Linked DNA regions of Homo sapiens: region 2 is linked to region 1. A link is an interaction called in ENCODE POLR2A ChIA-PET data of the cell type or tissue named here. Cell type or tissue: K562. All regions are shown on one strand.

The links. ChIA-PET counts read pairs that join two places held together with the same protein. Peaks named below come from ENCODE experiments on the same cell type or tissue, not always from the same donor. Only the 100,000 strongest peaks of a DNase experiment are listed, where the experiment ranks them.
Region 2: POLR2A ChIA-PET joins it to region 1 with 5 read pairs; 2 of 35 experiments call an interaction of 5 or more read pairs at or near these places.

Annotation. Positions count from the first base shown.
Region 1 is chr17:13,576,675-13,580,674 of GRCh38, reverse strand. All of the region lies in intron 1 of HS3ST3A1 (heparan sulfate-glucosamine 3-sulfotransferase 3A1), which reads left to right. Among named protein-coding and RNA genes, the nearest start is that of HS3ST3A1, 23 kb to the left of the region's middle. In K562, no CTCF peak of the experiment used is centred here; no DNase peak of the experiment used is centred here.
Region 2 is chr17:13,305,129-13,309,128 of GRCh38, reverse strand. It overlaps LINC02093 (long intergenic non-protein coding RNA 2093), which reads left to right and starts at 2,369. Exons shown (of 5, transcript NR_146885.1): 1 at 2,369-2,393. It overlaps LOC124904097 (a long non-coding RNA gene), which reads right to left and starts at 1,882. Exons shown (of 2, transcript XR_007065972.1): 1 at 1,270-1,882. In K562, a CTCF peak has its summit at 2,371 (motif pointing left); a DNase peak (open chromatin) is centred at 2,328.

The DNA.
Region 1 (4,000 bases):
GTGATCTGCCTGTCTCAGCCTCCCAAAGTGTTAGTATAACAGGCGTGAGCCACTGCACCTGGTCCACTGTGTGTGTTCTGAGTCTTACCCCTAAAATCTGGCTTTAAGCTGGATTTTACTTTACTATGTTTTTCTTTTTAAAATTATTATTTTTTATTAACTTGTTTTTAATTGACAAATACTAATTGTGTGTATAAATGTATAAACAGGGTACAGTGTGATGTTTTGCTGATCTGATTTTAGATAACCTTCCATTCACCACTTCACAATAATTCACAAACTGCAACCCCTCCAATGCCCACTTCCATGAGAAAACACTAGGGCTTTTTCAAAGTCAAAGTGTCATTTTTATTTTAGAATTTCTGGATTTCTTAACCATCAACATGTATGGAACTGTGTTACCATTGTTATTTAGGTTCTTTTTATTTTTTTTAATGTACCACTGAGAAAATTTTAAGTGTTGTACCCTAATCCTATTTTCCTCTAAGTCCTGTGGTTTTTTTAATCTGTGAATTTTTATCAGCATAGTGATTTGAAGAATGCGTGTGTTGGCATTATAGCACAACAGACTGTATATGCTGCCCCTTACGAAAAACATGGCAAATGCAATGGCAAATGCAAGACATGGCAAATGCAAAACTGGTAGCCTTGCTTTTGTTTTGTTTTTAACCTAATTAAGATCATAGTATATGTATAATTTCTTTTTTCTTTTTTTTTTTTTTTTTTTTTTTAGACAGAGTCACTCTGTCACCCAGGCTGAGTGCAGGGGCACGATCTCAGCTCACTGCAACCTCTGCCTCCCAGGCTCCCGAATAACTGGGATTACAGGCAAGCGCCACCACGGCCCCACTAATTTTTGTAGTTTTAGTAGAGACAGGGTTTCCCCATGTTGACCTCAGGTGATCTGAGGAGTTCTGTCAGTCTCCCAAAGCATAATTTCTTATGATTTTTTTTTTTTTTTTTTTTTTTTTTTGGAGATGGAGTCTGGCTCTGTCACCCAGGCTGGAATGCAGTAGTGTGATCTTGGCTCACTGCAACCTCCGCCTCCCAAGTTCAACCAATTCTCCTGCCTCAGCCTCCCAAGTAGCTGGGATTACAGGTATGCGCCACCTGCCCAGCTAGTTTTTGTATTTTTTAGTAGAGACAGGGTTTCACCATGTTGGCCAGGTTGGTCTGGAACTCCTGAGTGCAAGTGATCTGCCCACCTCGGCCTCCTATAGTGCTGGGATTACAAGAGTGAGCCACTAGGCCCAGCCTAAATCCTCTTTTAAGAGTATCTCATAGTAATCATTACCCCTTTAAGGTACTTTTTAATTTGGGACTATTATAAGGGATACTTTTGATGGGAATCTTTGTTTGTAATGTTATTTCTAATATTGAGTAAGAGTTTAGAATACATTTCAAGAAGTAGAATCATAAGGTCAAAGGCTATGAACATTTGATACATACTGCCAAATCGACGTCCAAAATGGTTGTATGATTTTACACTCCCGGCAGTACTGTACCAATAGAACAGTGGTAGAGTTTCCACATCTTTATGATGCTGAAACAACAAAGACAAAAAATTTCATTAAAATGAAAAAACGTGTCCAGTTATATGAATGGCTTTCTTTTTTGAAAAGATACACAGTGCTAGGCATCTGGGAATTTAAAAATATATAATTATGTGATATGGTCAAGAAAATGTTCAGCTTATCTAGTAATAAATGTTTTCCTAGGTAGCTGCATGTTGCTTGCATATTTTGTATATTTAATAAAAATGACAAATTTGAGTATCTTTAATAATGAAAAATCAACATCTATTTTGAATACATGAAGTAATTCAAACAGTCAAATACTTGACACACCTGCAAATAATTGCTTATATTGACATGATCTCTGTAATTCCTCTTACTCAGGTAAGATTTTGTTATTAGGGTGTGTCTGGTGTTATGCTAAAAATCTAATCAACATTCATTCGTTCAGTATTACCAAGTCTCTTTCCTGTGGCAAGCACTGTACTGAACACTGGATATGTATGTCTAGGAGAGACTGGGCCCAGGCTTCAGATTAGATTGAATAAATTTTCAGACACCACTGTGGAAACCCTGACTTTTTTTTTTTTTTTTTTTTGAGATGGAGTCTGGCTCTGTCACCCGGGCTGGAGTGCAGTGGCACGATCTTGGCTCACTGCAACCTCTGCCTCCTGGGTTCAAGTGATTCTTCTACCTGCACTTCCCAAGTAGCTGGGACTACAGGCGCCCACCACCAAGCCCAGCTAATTTTTTTTTTTTTTTTTTTTGTATTTTTGTAGAGACGGGGATTTCACCGTGTTGGCCGGGCTGGTCTTGAACTCCAGACCTCAGGTGATCCGCCCACCTCGGCCTCACAAAGCTCTGAGATTACAGGCGTGAGCCACCATTCCCGGCCTGGAAACCCTGACTTTTAAAAAGATTTTAAGCATTTTTTAAAAGATTGCATGGATTCTGTTGTCTGGATGTCCCATAAGTCACTTAGGCAATCCTTATTGTTCAATGTTTAACTTGATTCCAATATTTCACTATGACTAAAACTGCCGTGGACTCCTTGTAACTAAATCTTTAATGCTCACCTATCATTATTTTCTTATGATAACTTCTCAGCAGAAAAAATGGCTGAGTAAAGTGATATATGCATTTTTTAAATCTTTTGACGCCTGTTACAAAATTGCCCTTTGGAAAAGTTGTATCAAATACTGTCTCTGGTAGTGTGAAGATGCCCGTTTTGATTGGGTTCTAGATTAAGAGCTATTCTAAGAATTCTTTTGACACACACACACACACACACACCAGAAACTGCTACCAAAATTTCTTGTCTTCTTTAAAATAGTCACTAGACTTAAAAGCTGGGGCCTGAACTTGATGCAAATGGTAGTCATATTGACTAGGATAATAAAGCACTTTCTAGTAGGGATCTAGCCGTGGCTTTGCCATTAATTAATTGGTGAACTTGTACATACTTGTGTTTTATCTCTGACTGAGTTTTTTTCATCTTCTAAATAAAAATGTCAAATTTGGTGATTTCTGTTGGTTTCCTCCAAGCCTACAGTTGTATTATTCTATATGTATTCTGTCCTGGATTATGTAAATTTTGACTAAGGAAAGCTTGTGGGTATGACTGTTGTCATGAATGTCCTCAAGCTCTCATTATTCCTCTGTCCCGGGAGGGAGAAGTTAGCTGTACTGGTTTCCTTGCCAGACCAAAAGGCTCTTCAGAGTGGAAGGCAGTGGGGAAGGAAGGTCTTCTTTCATGAGGCAGTCAGAAAGCAACCCCAGGAATACAATGAACTGATAATAGCTTGGAGAACTGGAGACTAGCAAGATTTCCTCCAGTCCTGGCCAGGCAGACTCAGGGTGAAGAAACCTTAGTTCCATGAATTAATAGCATGCTGAGTAGGTGTTATCATTTGGCTGTGTCCCTACCCAAATCTCATCTTGAATTATAGCTCCCATAATTTCCATGTGTCATGGAAGGGACCTGGTGGAAGGTAATTGAATCATGGGGGTGGATCCTTCCTGTGCTGTTCTTGCAATAGTGAATAAGTCTCAAGAGATCTGAAGATTTTATAAAGGGGAGTTCCCCTGCACACGCCCTCTTGTCTGCCACCATGTAAAGCATGCCTTTGCTCTTCCTTTGCCTTCTGCAATGATTGTGAGGCCTCCCCAGCCATGTGGAACTGTAAGTCCATTAAATCTCTTTCCTTTATAAATTACCCAGTCTCAGATATGTCTTTATCAGCAGCATGAGAATGTACTAATGCAGTAGGCCATCCTACCAACCAAATGTCTGTTCTGCCATCTAGTGCTAGACATGAAAATTGTGATTAATTGCACCATCCGGTTTATTGGTTAAAAAAATCATTAGGATTGTTGCTTGCTCTAGGAATAGTGAACTAATTTTTAGAATGTCCCTTGATCTCTACTGCTGGAGAGGCATTAATTAAAATCAGATGCCTCAGATGTTAGGTGTTATTAAAAGTTTT
Region 2 (4,000 bases), 270 kb after region 1:
TTCCTTCTACTTGACTGATTCAATGTTCTGCACAGCCTATGTCCAGTTCACTTCTTTCATGACATTTTAAAATACAACCAGCTTAGCAAGGCTGTAGAGAAAAGGGAATGCTTATGCACTGTTGGTGAGAATGTAAATTAGTCCAGCCACTGTGGAAAGCAGTTTGGCAATTTCTCAAAGAACTTAAAACCGAACTACAATTTGACCCAGAATTACTGGGTATATACCCGAAAGAAAGCAAATCATTCTAACCAGAGAGACACATGCACTCACATGTTTATCACAGCACTATTCAAAATAGCAAAGACATGGAATCAACCTAGGTGCTCATTAACAGTGAATTGGATAAAGAAAATATGCTATATACATCATGGAATACTATGCATCTGCAAAAATAATGAAATCATGTCCTCTGCAGCAACATGGATGTGGCTGGAGGCCATCCATGGAGGCTTAGGCTTATTGTAAGCAAATTAACCCAAGAAGAGAAAACCAAATGCTGCATGTTCTTACTTATAAGTGAGAACTAAACATTGGACATAAAGACGGCAACATGGCCAGGTGCAGTGGCTCACGCCTGTAATCCCAGCACTTTGGGAGGCCAAGGTGGGTGGATCACGAGGTCAAGAGATCGAGACCATCCTGGCCAACATGGTGAAACCCTGTTTCTACTAAAAATACAAAAATTGTCTGAGCGTGGTGGCGTGCACCTGTAGTCTCAGCTACTCGGGAGGCTGAGGCAGAAGAATCACTTGAATCTGGGAGGCTGAGGTTGCAGTGAGCCAAGATCGCATCACTGCACTCCAGCCTGGCGACAGAGTGAGACACTGTCTCAAAAAAAAAAAAAAGATGGCAACCCTACACACTGGGGAATACTGGGTATTGGGGCAAGGGTTGAAAACTACTGGGTACTATCCTCAGTACTTAGGTAGCAGTATCATTGGTACCCCAAACCTCAGCATCATGCAATATCCTTAGGTAAAAAGCCTGCACATGTACCCCCTGAGTTTAAAACAAAAGTTGATTAAAATAAAACAAAATTCTGACTTCAGATCTGTATCTTTTCATAACTGTCGACTCTAGCTCCACAGATGCCACATCCTCTCAGACTTGGTCAAAAATATCAATTACAGTTTTTCTGATACTTTATTCTATCTCATGTTAGGAATTTCACTTCACAGTCTTTATTTGCTGGGTTTCTCGGGTCGTTTCCCTTCTTCGGCAGAATCTTTTCTTTGTCTGTGTTTATCTTTTTCTCTGTTTACTTACCCTTACAGAGTGTGTTTAAAATGGGTTCCGTCTGAATCACTCTAACTATAATACTTTTACATCTCTCAGATCCAGGAAAAAGAAGGATGAAAAATCTGGTAGTGCTTTGCTGAAATTGAGATCTGCTTTTCAGTAAGCAGTAGAAAACAGCAAGTGGGGGCACTGCCTTCTGCTGCAGGTTACACTCCTGGGTTTGCTGTAGAGTGAGAAGTCAGCTGGACCAGCACCTCCTGCAATACTGGTTCCATCCCTGCCAGGTGTAGGTCAAGAATGAGTGCCACACCTGGCTTCTCTACCCGGGATGATCTCTTGCACTTTGAGCTTTTGCCAAAGGTACGATCAAGGCTCTTCTTTCCCTGGGACAAATCTGTCCAAGCTCAGGAGTCGTTTCCAGATAACATGGAGTTCTTCCCGAGGACCTTCAACTTATGCCTCAGCCAGGCATTTCCTTCAAGCAGTGAAGCCCATTAGCGAATCCCTTCTCTTCGCTTCGTGTTGTAAACGTGCCTTACAATTTCCGCCATATTGATGGCAACCCTCAATAACTTCTAAGTTTGGGCCAGGCGCGGTGGCTCATGCCTGTAATCCCAGCACTTTGGGAGGCCGAGGCGGGTGGATCATGAGGTCAGGAGTTCGAGACCATCCTGGCTAACACGGTGAAACCCAGTCTCCACTAAAAATACAAAAAAAAATTAGCCGGGCGTGGTGGCAGGTGCCCGTAGTCCCAGCTACTCGGGAGGCTGAGGCAGGAGAATGGCGTGAATCTGGGAGGCGGAGCTTGCAGTGAGCCGAGATCACGCCACAGCACTCCAGCTTGGACGACAGAGTGAGACTGTCTCAAAATAATAATAATAATAATAATAATAATAATAATAATAATAATAATTGCTAAATTTGGTAAAGATTTTTCTCTGTTCATTCTTGGCTACATAAACGGGAAAGTAAAGACAGCCATCTTGACCCAAATGTTCTTTAGAGAATATCGCGTTCATTGCCCTTACTTCATCCGTGGGCCGGAAGTTATGTAACCCATGTGGTGATTATTACTCATCCCTGTAGAAACAGTGTGAATGGTCTAAGATTCCTTTGCACTATGGCTCCCCCTTCTGGTTCTGCAATGAGTAGTAAGTCTGTCCTGTACTTAAAATCTCTCCTCTAGAATACGGATGAGGCTTGAGGAAAGTGGAGAAATTCCCAGTTTGAGAAAGACACTGTCTATTAACTGGTTAATTCAGATTCCTAAGGATCTTTTAGCATTTCTTAGGAAACTGCCAGCAGGAATTTGAGTACGACAGCTCCACATCAGGGGAACTCTTCAAGTCAGCCTAGGGATTGTCCTGCCTTGGTATGGACTCTTTAAAAGGTCAACAGGGAAACACAAACCGTGTGAAGCCATGTCTAGATAGCACACCGAAAAGAAGAATATTTGCTGCCAACCTATAGCTATGCTGCCCTTGGAGGGCTGGAAAATGGCTTCCGCGAGTTTACGAGAAGAGGGAAACACTCTTTGTGATTGAAAACACACCCGCACCCACACACAATTTCTAAGTTTTCTTAACAAGATAAAGACGGGATAATTTAATACTCAGGGAATTCTTTGTTAATGATTCCATTCGTCCTTTATTATCATCCATAATGGTTTAAAAATTATAGTCTAATTGGTGTCTTATGATTTGATCAAATTCAACATTACGAAATTTAATCAATAAGAAAGGTCTCTGTTGTTCATGACTCTAAAAATAAACTTGATGAAAAATATGAGAATAAATTTGTTTCTTCCCTGCAGTTTATGGTGCTCTCACCATACATGTGTTTTCTGTTTGGAAGGCTGACCTTTACTTTCCTTGTCGCCTCAGGCTATAGTTTCAACCAATAATAATAATAATCATGTGGGTGTGAGTATGTATGTACCTGTGTATATGCCTTAGTTTAATAATCATTTCTATGCATGCACATCCATTTGAAATTACTGTCAAAATATTAAGGAAACACTTTGGGAATTATTAATTGACTAAAATAATGTTTTCCTTGTGCTAAATAGAGAAGGACTTTGCTTAATAAAATTATTTTGTTAAGGATGACATGCTCAGCGGTTTTCATTACGTGAATTGGGCATAGTTACTACTTTTCATGAAATAAGACACTCATTTTCTTTTTGGTTCTCGTTTTATTCTACTTTAGACTTATTTTGTAGCTTCGCCTCTCTGTACAGCCTGTCTATGGCAGTCTGTTTAAGAGAGTTCTGATACATGTCTACATGATTTGAAAATAATGATGTTTTGAAAAAGGAGTGTATTGTTTTAAAATATCTTTTTAAAAAGTAAACTCTATTAAGAAATTTAAGCTAATGCGAGATGACATTTGCTCCTGTTCTTAAGACTCACAGAGGACAAGGGAAGCTCAGAAGTGGTCACTCATATTTCCTTCTGTCTTCAAAATGCTTTGTAATAACAATCATAGGGCCAGCTGGGATGTTATTATAATGCGTTCACTATTTACTCTACATTTTTCAAGAAATGGTGCCCTAAATTTTCCTTGAGTATCCCCCATCCCCCCATTTGGTCCACATTGGCTAATCAGAGCACAAACTTCCTCTCCTGGTGACTGGGGTCTCCATGGCCGATGACTCAAGTTGGGCAATCAATAAATCCCTTGATTTTCATGGGAGTGGGCAGAGATTTCTAGAAGGCAACGTCACCTCTTAGGTTGAACTGAACCTGTGAGGCAGCCA